2 separate regions of the Homo sapiens genome follow, and region 1 is linked to region 2. Evidence: chromatin contacts called from ENCODE Hi-C or POLR2A ChIA-PET data. All regions are on one chromosome and are shown on one strand. The core of a region is the stretch at or near the end of the contact, and the rest is flanking DNA. Distances in the headings are between cores, read along the strand shown. Region 1 holds the start of MACORIS (macrophage enriched lincRNA repressor of IFN-gamma signaling). Region 2 has its middle 19 kb from the start of LINC02644.

Region 1 (5,755 bases), core at 1,905-4,404, 1.0 Mb before region 2:
GCTTTGGAGAAATATAAGCCATTTATATTTATTGCTATAATTTGATGCTTAGTATGACTTTTTATTTACACACTTATCAAATATTTATTGAATATTTTTCTTAAAGCAAAAACATGAACAAAGTAAAAGTCTTTGTCTTTTGGCAAAAGTCTAGTAAATTATGAGTCCACTAATAATAGTTTTATTCAGGGAAAAGGAAAGCGTGATAATGAGAGAACTGACTCTGACAAAAACTGATTTTAAGTTCTAATCTATTATTCAATTGAATTTATATAAGAATGCAAAATATGAGTATCTTATTTTTTATGGTTACATAAAGGATTTTTTTTCTTTTTCAAGTGATATGTTGTGGTATATATGACATCTAAAGGAGTTTTCTTGAATTCTCTATCCACAGTACCATGTTTCTGGAAGAATAATTTTATCTTTGTAGCCGCTTTGGATCATTTCAATTTGATTTCAATATAATTTTTGCTTACAGACTGGGGATAAGGATAAGACATGTTATAGAATACTATTTTGTAGACCAATTAACTGTTTCTACTCTAGAAGGGGATCATCTGTTTTAAGTGAACAAAAAAGAATTTCCATCCAATAGTTAAAAAGTTTTTTTATTCTTTGGGGTCTGAGGAGAGAAAATTTTAAATAGACTACTTTAGCTTTTTTTCACCTCTGGAAATAGAGGAAGTTGTCTTTTATAAACCTCTGGCTGGCTAGGTTAAACATGTAAGGCCTAGAAGAAGATGGTTTCTGCTATAGCCTTGCTTAGGGTGGGAAAAGGATTTTGAGCAGTGGATCTGTCACTGTCTGTAAGAAGGGATGAAGGAGAATACCATCTGCTTGGACTTTTTGACAGAAAGCCAAGGATAAGTAAATGTTGCAGATCTGAGGTCCTATCTTCTGATGGACTCACAGAAGCTAGTGGGGATAGTGGGCCTGGAATTCCAACCTCAAGGCCCAGGACTCTGCTGCATTTTGCAGCTGGAGTGGGAGTTGGCAGAACTCAATTTCTTTGCTGAGAGCAAGTAGCAGTTCAGACAAGAAAAAGGACCTGGATTTCCTCAAGTCTGTAGCAGAGTCAGCTTTTTCTGGATTAAATTGATCCCCTTTCTCCCCATTCCCTACCTCCACATGGCCTTCAGACAGGCATGGTTGCTGACCTTCCTTACCCTCCTCAACCCCTCTACCCTGTGGACCTAGGGTCACTTGGGTATTATATTATACATAAACCTAATAGACAGCCAGCACAGGAGCCTGCACCAATTTAGAGCTCACAGTCATAGCATGACCATATGTCCCAGTTTGCCTGGGACAGTCACCATCTACACCTGTCGTTCTGGCATCGTTATTAATAGCTCTCCTTTTCACTCTCATCGGTGTCCAGGTTTAGACAATAAATTATATGGTTACTCTAACTTTTCATCTGAGACAAGGCACATTCTTTGGTTTATACTGACACCTGTAGGCATACAAAATGGCTTGGGAGAAATGGAAAAGTGGAAGGCTCTCCCTTTCCTCAGTCTCTGGGATTGCCTCCAGACTCTGCTGAGAACCCCAATTATTTGGTGTGATTCTAGAAAGGGGCAATGGAGGGGGAAGATTTCTCCTTGAGGCTGCTACACACTCTGCCACCATAAATGTCCAGGGTTCTACAAACACTTAATACTCCAGAAAGGATGTTTTGACCACTCCTGTTGGTGACAGGAGTCACCATCAGTTTCAGGTCAAACTATGAGACCCCATGGCTGCGTGAGCTTTGTAGATGTTCTCTGGATGGGAGATACAGCCATGCATGGCCCGCCCTTGGGGATCAGCAGTTGTCTGCAAAATGCAGGAAAAGCATCATGTGGACGACATAGGACTACGAGCCAGGGGATTTTCACAGCTGGAGAGGCTTACAAGGAGGCTCGAGCTGGTCAGTTTCAAGGTTTCTGGGCCTGCGTGTTGGAAATTAGGTCACCCTTAGTCTGCCTTGACAAAGAAGACACAGGACATTGGAGGGTGATGTGAGATGCAGTACACGAGGGTCTTACCCTCTCATCTCCCCCGGGTTCCATCACGACACCTGGACTCCAATCTGAACATCAGAAACAATACAAAGCACTTTTAAAAAATTAAATTCAGAGGTCGGGACAGCTTGGGCAGGACTAATTTGTGTGCTTGGCTGTCACAGTGATGGATTTGAGACAGATTAACCCTTGGGCTCCTGGGCCCAGCAGCCTGGGATTGGGTGGGGGGGTGCATTTTCCCTGCATGAAATTACCTTTGTGTAGGGCCCTCTGTCCCAGCAGATGCTGCTCCCTTCTGTTCCCTCACACCCCTGGGCCAACTGTTGTAAACCCCAGAAGAGTGAAAAGAAGCAATTGCCAAGATAAGAAAGCAGGCTTGCAACTGTGTTTGTCCTACTCCGAGTCATTCGGGGTAGGAAAGGGAAACACAGGATGTCTGACTTCCAGGTATTCTTGTAGGTTTTTACGGGGGCTTTTGTTTTTGTCTTTTCTTATTCTTATATTTTTTTAAGACAGCCCTGTGTGGTGAAGTCTCTAGTAAGATAGAAACCTAGGGCTTCACCAGTTCCCTCTGAAAAGGGTTTGAACTGGATTCTCTCAGACTCCCTGTGAGAAAATCCCAGCCATGCCCCCTGACCCTTGTCTTGGGGCTGTGGGGGCTGGGCTGGCTGCCTTCTGGCTGACACTCTCGGAGCAAGCAGACCATAATGAGTCAATTCTCTGCTGTCTGCTATTTAAAACAACGGGTTCCTTCCTGTTTCCTACGCGCTGACTGAGGCGTCTTCTGTGTTAGAAAAAAAAAAGAAACTCAGGAATAAAGTGCCTCCTCTCACAATGAATGGGCTACACATTTCGGCCCGCAGTGACACAAAAGCTCCTAACTGTTTCATCTGTACAGATGGCTCTCATTTGGTGTTGGTGGCATGACTCTGTGAGGTAATTTCCCACATACTTGGTCCATTTAACTGGAGGAGGGTAAAAACCTCCTCTAAGCCAAGTTAGAATCCTCCAAGAAATAGAATTGCTCTTAGCCCTGAGTGTGAAATTTTTGCAGAAGTCCCTGAATTGCAGATGTTCCCTCCAAGAGGGAAGGAGGGAGAGTGCGCAATCTCCCTGGTCTGAAGTGAGAACGGCCTATGCTCTCACTCTTTGTTCCCCTCCCCAGGGAAATCCAGTTACCCACTGGGAGTGAGCTGCCCCCTAACCCCGCATGACCCTGTTCCCCGGGAGGGGCAGCCTGGGGAGTGACAGGCATGACCTCGATGGTGGGCCAGGGGCCTCCTCAGGTGAGTCTTGACCTAACTTTGGCTCTTTCTCTATTTCTCAAACTAAGTGGGAGGGATGTTCAGAGGGAAGCCAGGTTCCCTTGGTTATGCAACACTTGAGTTGCAAATTTCAGTAGCAATATAGAAGGCAAAGCAGTTCTGGCTTTCTTAGCGACACCACCCAGCTTCCGGGTCCAGAGGGACACTAAGATGATTATCTCTCTGTGTGCACAGCTCGGTGACGCTGGGGGCCCAGGCTTCCTGGGGGAGACAGACCAGCCTTAAGAATGCTCAGGAATTGCTGGGACGTTGGTTCATTCACTCATGCAGCAAATGTACTGGTCCCTGGCACCAGCTGCAGATGCAGAAGATGAGCACGTCATGGCTCCCTCCTGCAAGAGCTGTCAGTTTTTGGATGGTGGGAATGTAAGAGACACATCAGGGAAGCAGGTTTCATGGAGGAGGTGCTGTTGGGCCAGGTCCTGAAGAGAAGGGCTAGGACTATGTTAGGCTGAAAGGGAGGATGACATTCCCAACAGAGGGAATAATAGGAGGAAAAGCACAGAAGACATATACATGTGGTATGTTTAATAAATGTAACAAGCATCAGTGTCATGTCTCAAGTGCAAATGTTGGCACTCTGTCAGGGACTGCACGTGTGAATAACTAGATGGGCGTGGCCAGAGTATGGTGTATATGTATGTGTGTGTGTGTGTGTGTACATGTGTGTGTATGCGTGTAGCAGGAGGCCTGTGAAGGGGTATAGGACCAGAGGCTTGAAAAGACATGCTAGAATCAGACTGAGAAAAGTCTGTTAGCAAAAGGAAGCCCAAAAAGAAGCTTTAAAAAGCTCAAGATCTACAAGAGTTGGTTGGTTCGAATGAGATAATCAGGCTTGTATCTTCAAGTGCTCATCCTGGATAACATCTGGGGAAGGGGTTGGGAGGGTGCAGTGGGCAGGAGGCTAAGGACTAAGTAGGAGTACTGGAGATGGGGACACCCCCTTTGTGCTTGGGGGTGGCATGGGGAAGGGGAGGAGGCCCCCGCTGGAGTGGCAGGAACGATATTGGAGCACTTACTGAGGTGCTGAACTTTGGAGCAGCTCATCCAGGGAAAGAAAGTGAGTTCATTGTTGTGAATTTGGGCTTCCAGAGGGACAGCAGGACCAAGCCCATATTGCAGGGCTGTCAGGCTTTGCAAACCCACGGATAGGCATGTAGAACCCCCGAGACAGGGAAAGATCCTGCATGAATGAGAGGAAGGCCAGGAAGGAAGCGGAGATGGAAGAGATCAGTGCCTAGGGCCCAGCAGGAAAACAGGTGGCCAACCAGAGAGCTGGAATGGGGAGCAGAGGGATGGGGGAGCCTGGGGTCTGCAGCAGTGAGAGGTGGGCACAGAGCCAGCCTGGGGGGTGAATGGCACAGGACACTAGAGAGGCAGGACGGGCCTCATGACTACTGCCACACATTCCTTCTGCCTCTTGGCTTGGGTTTGGAGAGACAAGACTCAAGAGCTGGTGGAGGTTGGCAGTGTGGAAGGCAGAGGCTTGGAGACCAAATTGGGATGAGGAGAGAGACATGGGTTCCCTGACACCCTCACCCAAACTCAAACCCCAAGGCCAGCTCCACAGCCCATGCCTGAGCTTCAGCTCCTGAATTCAGGAGGAATTAATGTTCTCAATGCCAATATGGAGTGCCCCCAGGTACCAGCTGAGGCTGTTCTAGGGCAGCTTTGTCAGAGATGCCTACATTTTCTTGGTACCATTCCCATAAGAATGTTGGGTACTTCCTGCTGTGACCCTCTCAAAGCACAGGGCTTTCCTTTTTTCAGTAGGTTTTGACTTAAAGCCAAGGAAATCCTCGTCGAAAGGCCCTCTTGACCACTTACTGGCCACAGGACCTTGAGCAACTCAATAACCTTCTCCAAGCCTCTTGGAGTTGCTGTGAGTGAGTGAGCTAACATCCATGGCACTCCACACTGCCCCAGTCCACATGACCCCATGAGGGCAGGCATTGTCCTTGGTTTCATTCTGTCATGTGACCAATGGTTACAACAGTGTCTGACACATAGGAAATGCTTCGAAACATATCTGATGAACAAATGAATGAATGGAGCATCCTTTCATTCATGAAATTACCTTTGTGTGGGGACCTCTGCCCCAGCAGATACCTAGTATTCTTCTGGCACTCAGGAAAAGTGGAATAAATGTGCATTTCCTTTCTTCCTTATTTTTTTTCAGCCCCATTTGCTTCCCTTTACCCCACACCTTTCTGTCATCTTGGTCTCATTTTTACTGCCTTCCTCCTCACCCTTCCCAACTCACCTCTCATCGTCTCTCACTCTCACTTTTATAAAAAGAGGAGCAAACAGTGGCTTGGTCACACTCTTAGTATTCTCTCACAAACACTTTTTATTCTTTATATGACCAGTCTGAGACTTTTCCAAATATTTCTTTTCTGCTTCCCTTTTAATAACAAATTT
Region 2 (5,454 bases), core at 788-3,287:
CTCTGACTCAGTCCTGTTTGCAGGTGTGGCCCTTGTGCGCACAAGTGATAGGGGAGCCGGACTAGTGTCACCAAGGGGCCAGAGCTTCCGCGTTGGCTACGGAGTGACTGCAAGTGCCATGGGGCTGTGCTTCCCCCCTGCTGGAGGGATGGTCTGGAATCTGAACGCTCCCTGCTCTATCTTAATTCTCCAAAGCTGGACTTTTTCAAAGTTATAAGTCTGCTGGAAAGAAAGAAAGAGAGAGAGAGAGAGAGAGAGAAAAGAAAAGAAAAGAAAAGAAAAGAAAAGAAAAGAAAAGAAAAGAAAAGAAAAAGAAAGAAAGAAAGAAAGAAAGAAAGAAAGAGAAAGAAAGAGAGGAGGGAGGGAGAGAGAGAGGGAGGGAGAGAGGGAGGGAGGGAAGAAAGGAAGGAAAGAAGAAAGAAAGAAAAGAAGGAAAGAAAGAAGTGAAGAAAGAAAGTGCCTGGGCAACATAGTGAGACCCTGTCAAGGAAGGGAAGGGAAGGGGAGGGGAGCGGAGGGGAGGGGAAGAGGGAGGAAAGGGAGTTCCTCCCACTGGGGGTCCTTGTCTGACACCCCACTACTCCCTGGAAGGAGAGGCTGGAGCTGCCTGGGCCCTGGAAGATCCCCTTCCTGCTGTTTAAGAAGCCCCTGAAGTTTGGTGTGTTCAGCGGCCCAACCTCAAGTCGCCTTGCTGCTGGTTCAACCCTGACCTGCTCCACAGTCTGGTGACTGGGATCTTCGGCCCCTCCTTGTAGCCAAACTCACGGCTCTCCACATCCTGTGCTGGAGCCCCACTCTGACTCCCTGCATGCAGGGTGGGTTAGCAGCACAGTTGGGTTTGAAAAGAGGCAGGCCTGGATGTGAGTGTCCCGCTCCACTCCCTGCTAGCTTGTGGCTTCAGGCAGGTTCCTTGATCTTAAGGTCCTGTTCCTCATCTGAGAAATTAGCATCACAACAGAACAAGTCTCAGGAAACCCAGGAGGCACTCAGCTAGAGGCAGGGTAAAGCCCCCAGCATCGTGCCCTGAGGGGGCAGGGGGACCTCTGGGCCACAGCCCGGCTCTGCACAGCACACAGCCCCACTGGCCGTGTGCTCAGTGAGACCCGCCTGCTGGGTGTTCCTGCACTTGCTTTACATCATGGATAACTGTCTTGGAGACAGGGTCTGAAATCTTTACTTGGTCCCTACAGAAAGTGTCTCCCATAGAGTAGATGCTCAGGAAATGGTGTCAGTTGATGAAACAGATGCATTTTGTATAAATCAGGAAAGAAATCACGTGGTTCCAAGCCTGCAGTTTTCTGATCAGCAAACAGCTGCCTGTGCTTCCTGTGGCCCCGGGGGCAGGTGCACCCGCACAGCAAGGAGGCTGAAAAGAGGTGAAAAAACTCCCTTCTGAATTGAAATCACAGACCTGTGACCTGCATGCTCTCCTAAATGGGAAGGGGTGAGGAGCGCTGTGGGAAAGGCTCCTCCTTGGCAAGGAAAGGGATGATTTCTCCGGAGTTCACCGGACTCCCCCTTTCCCCAGCGCCAAGCATCCGGGTGAGTGTTTTGCAATGGGGTCTGTCACCATCAGGAACCGAGGAGAGTTTAGACTCTGCATTTACTACACCAGACCCACAAAGCACCACCTGTGCTCTCAGTCTCAGGAGAAACAGCCTCTTTCACTTTTCAAATCAATCTTCTGTGCATGTATTTACTATAATGTTACAGCACCATTGGTTCCAGCTTTAAATCACGAAGATATGCTCTACTTAACGACTTTAGTTGAAGCAGCACACAGCCACATGGGAAATACCATTTAGAGGCCAATCATCTCTTTCCCAGAAAATCTCTGGGGACAGGGGCAGGGGAGGGAGAGAGGGAGCTGAGAAGCCTTGATGTGCAAGTTCAATTTCTACAGGTGAACACCAGCGGCCTCGGCAATGCTAGGTTGTTAGGAATTCGGCCTTACTTCTTTTCATCTCTGTGGTTTACTAACTGGCTCTCAAAGGCGTATGACTGCGGTGCCCCACTGCACGCACGCAGCAGAGGGCATGACAGGGTTCATTGGAGAAGCTGGCTCCCGCAGGGCTGCTGGGCTGACCTCTTTCAGCTGGAGAAAGCCATAAGCGCTCACTAACCTGCCGTGCTCACCATGAACTTCCACTTGACCACATAGGCATCCCCCTCGTGGAACTGCCCGATGCTTTGTTTGGGGAGCCTGCTATAGTCAAATTCCAGGATGTACCAGACATCCACGGAGACACTGGTGATCTCAAACTGCCTCCTGTGGTGTCCTTCCACCAGGCCACAGCCACAGCCAATGTTCACCCTGTCCAGGATGGCACCTGCTGTCGTCTGGGGCACGGACACCATCCGTGTCACGTTGTTCCGCTTGACATCGGCCCTGGAGTCTTCCTATAGGGGAACATGAAGACATCGGTTCAGTTGCCTGTTTCCGCAGCTATTCCTTGTCACACTCAACGCTGCTTCAGCTGTTCATGGGACAGCATAAAAATACACCTTCCACACTCTGTCTCAGGATGTTTAACTGCAGTCAGGGAAAGGCTGCATTTTCAGAAAGACTCTGGCAGGTCTGAACACCCATTGGCCACACTGGTGCATGGGGTGCCTGAAAACAGGTGCAAACCCGACTCTTCACCTCCCAGAGTCAGATTAGAATTGGAGGCCAGTCTGCTGTTCTATTAGTGAATCCTGGGAAGGCCTCTTAGCTTTAAGGGGTGTGTGTGTGTGTGTGTGTATGTGTGTCCATTTTTTTTAATTAAAAAAGTATTTTAGTTGACACATTATTATGGATATGATTTGATGTGTTGATAAATGCATCTGTTTCATGGGGAAGGGGGTGTGGGAAGGAGACGGGACAGGGAGGATAGGGAGATGTTGGCCAACAGGTACAAAATGACAATCAGAGAGGAGGAATGAGCTCTGGTTTTCTCCTGCACAGTGGGGTGACTGTTTTCCAATACTGTATTGCATATTTCAAAATAGCTAGAAGAGAAGATTTGAATGTTCTCACCACAAAGAAATGATACATCTGGGGTGACAGCCATGCGAACTATCCTGATTTGATCATTTTACATCAAGGCCACTTTTGTTGGGACCCGAACCAAGCCCTGAGGTTTGAGACTTGGTCACTGGAATACCTTGTGCTGGGCAAGTTCCCCGGGGTTCTTCTCATTTGGTCTTTTCAGTTCTGTCCAATCCAGAAACTTTTCTTTGAACAAAATCGTCTCATTGTGTTCAGTAAGTCTCCCAAATATCGCCCAGTCGGGCCGCCCCTGTCCTTTTCTGTAGGGTGGGAAGGGGGTTGGGAGAACAGACAGGAAAAGAACCAAGATGAAGCCAAGCTTAAACAAAGGAATCTAAAACACATGCGGCTGCTGGAAAAAACCTCAAAGTACGTGAGTACATATAAAATAAATGGTTTATTTTCCTGCATTTTACCAAATACTGACATTTTGTTATTTTAGTCTGAAGTCTTGCAAAGCTTTGTGTCCATGGAGTTTTTGATGTGCCTTAATGTGACATGAACCATGTCAGGACTAGACTTTTCTTACATTCTAGCAAGTTTTTTTTGTTTTTGTTTTTTGTTTTTTTTGAGATAAGGTCTTGCTCCGTTGCCCAGGCTGAAGTGCAGTTGCACAATCATAGCTCCCTGCAGCCTCGAACTCCTGGGCTGCAGTGATCCTCCTGCCTCAGCCTTGCAAATAGCTGGAACTGCAGATGTGTGCCACCATGCCTAGCTAATTTTTTAATAGAGACCAGGTCTCGTTATGTTGCCCAGGCTGTCTTGCACTTCTGGCTTCAAGCAATCCTCCCACCTCAGCCTCCCAAAATGCTGGGACTACAGGTGTGGGCCACTGTACCTGGCCACATTCTAGCAAATTCTTGTCTTTGGGATGCCCTGGGAGTGGCACGCTGGGTGGAGATTTCGGCAATAGCAGGAGCTGTGGGCAAACCTCACTTGTCATCTACTCTGTGCCACCCAGTCACCTGCAAATGCTCACCAAGTTTCCTCCAATTAATTAATAGACGTAGGGAAGAGGTAGCTCCCTCCTCAATTCTCTATTATTTTATTTCATGTTACAACAAAGCTCTCCAGAGTACAGAGATTCTCCCATCACTAAAATGAACACACTTTCATAGATCTTGAAGTGCCTTTTTGTGCACTTATTTCTAGGCCACTGACCAAGACGGCAGATGGGGAGAGCACAGAAAGATAGGAGGTCTTGTGCGGGCTTGGGATTTCAGAATTTGTGCTGTCCCCAAGAACACAGGTAATTTAGAAAAAGGTAGAGCTGAGGGCTGGGTGTGGTAGCTTATGCCTGTAATCCCAGCAGTTTGGGAGGCCGAGGCAGGTGAATCACCTGAGGTCAGGAGTTCAAGACCAGCCTGGCCAACATAGTGAAACCCCGTCTCTACTAAAAATACAAAAATTAGCCAGATGTGGTGGCGGGCACCTGTAATCCCAGCTACTCGGGTGGCTAAGGCAGGAGAATCACTTAAACCCAGGAGGTAGAGGTTGCAGTGAGCCAAGATAGCACCATTGCATTCCAGCCTGGGCGACAAGAATGAGACTCTGTCTCAAAAAAATAAGTTAATTAATTAAAAATTTAAAAAAAGAAAGAAAAAGAAATAAAACAAAAGGTAGAGAAGATATGCGTGCTGCGGAGGGAGTAGCCCTGGAATAATATGCACGATCTTTCATCCCTCCAGACCCATCTTCGGTTGTGAATCTGGCCTGGGATGCAGCCACCTCTTAGAGCAACCCCCGCTGCTGCTTGTGCCCTGCTGTGCTACTGCCTCAGTCACTTCCTGCTTGGTCAAGACCACAGCTGCTGATGTCACAGCTGAGGCACATCAAAAAGGCTGCCTGATTCAAAGAAAGCTGCCGGATAAATCATAGAGCACAGACACTTCTACCTCATGCTCTTATGGGACTTTAGGAACCAAACATAAGCACCTATGGAAAATGCACGGTGGTCTTGAAAGGCTGTGTGGTCTTTATCAGAAAATATCTGAATGACTGTCTCTTATGTCAGTCCTACTCTGCAGGCTTGCTAAGATGATAATTGAAAGGGCTTTTGGTTTCTGCTTTAGAATCTGTCACTTATGTTTTGAAGCGTTGTGAGCAAGCGATGCAGCAGATTGCAGGGTGAGGGGGATGAACCTGGGCCAGAAGCCAGATGTGTTTCTCCACGCACTGCCCTGACCTACAGCCGGAACTGGGCTCAGTGGTTTCAGCCTCATTTGCTAAGAAGGGCTGGGTGCGTAATCTTGGCTGCACCTTAAAATCCCTGGGAGCTTTTAAGACATATTGACACATAAACTGTAACTCACATGAAACGAAAACACATCTCTGGGGCTGGGCTGAGCAAATGCCTTTTTTTTAAAGGCCCCTCAGGTGATTCTGTCTCAGAGATGTTGAAAACCAGTGGGTTAGGAGCTCAG

The links. Hi-C counts contacts between places; a loop is a spot of excess contacts on that map. ChIA-PET counts read pairs that join two places held with the same protein, here RNA polymerase II (POLR2A). Pooled maps may share reads with other maps.
Region 1: a loop to region 2 is called in a map with no recorded cell type, with 6 times the contacts of the local background. The contact joins the promoter of MACORIS here to the enhancer-like site in region 2. A Hi-C loop is called at or near these places in 6 of 37 single-sample maps with no recorded cell type and 7 of 50 pooled maps. POLR2A ChIA-PET finds 5 or more read pairs at or near these places in 1 of 52 experiments (H1).

The regions. Positions count from the first base shown.
Region 1 is chr10:31,704,846-31,710,600 of GRCh38, reverse strand. It overlaps MACORIS (macrophage enriched lincRNA repressor of IFN-gamma signaling), which reads left to right and starts at 3,154. Exons shown (of 2, transcript NR_184023.1): 1 at 3,154-3,295. RefSeq lists an enhancer at 2,716-2,905.
Region 2 is chr10:30,701,359-30,706,812 of GRCh38, reverse strand. It overlaps the pseudogene SVIL2P. Among named protein-coding and RNA genes, the nearest start is that of LINC02644, 19 kb to the left of the region's middle. RefSeq lists enhancers at 1,118-1,167, 1,048-1,571, 1,688-1,747, 4,684-4,733, 4,754-4,893. Within about 2 kb of position 2,037, at least 6 of the 41 ENCODE cell types and tissues checked have a DNase peak (open chromatin) inside an H3K27ac peak, as active enhancers do.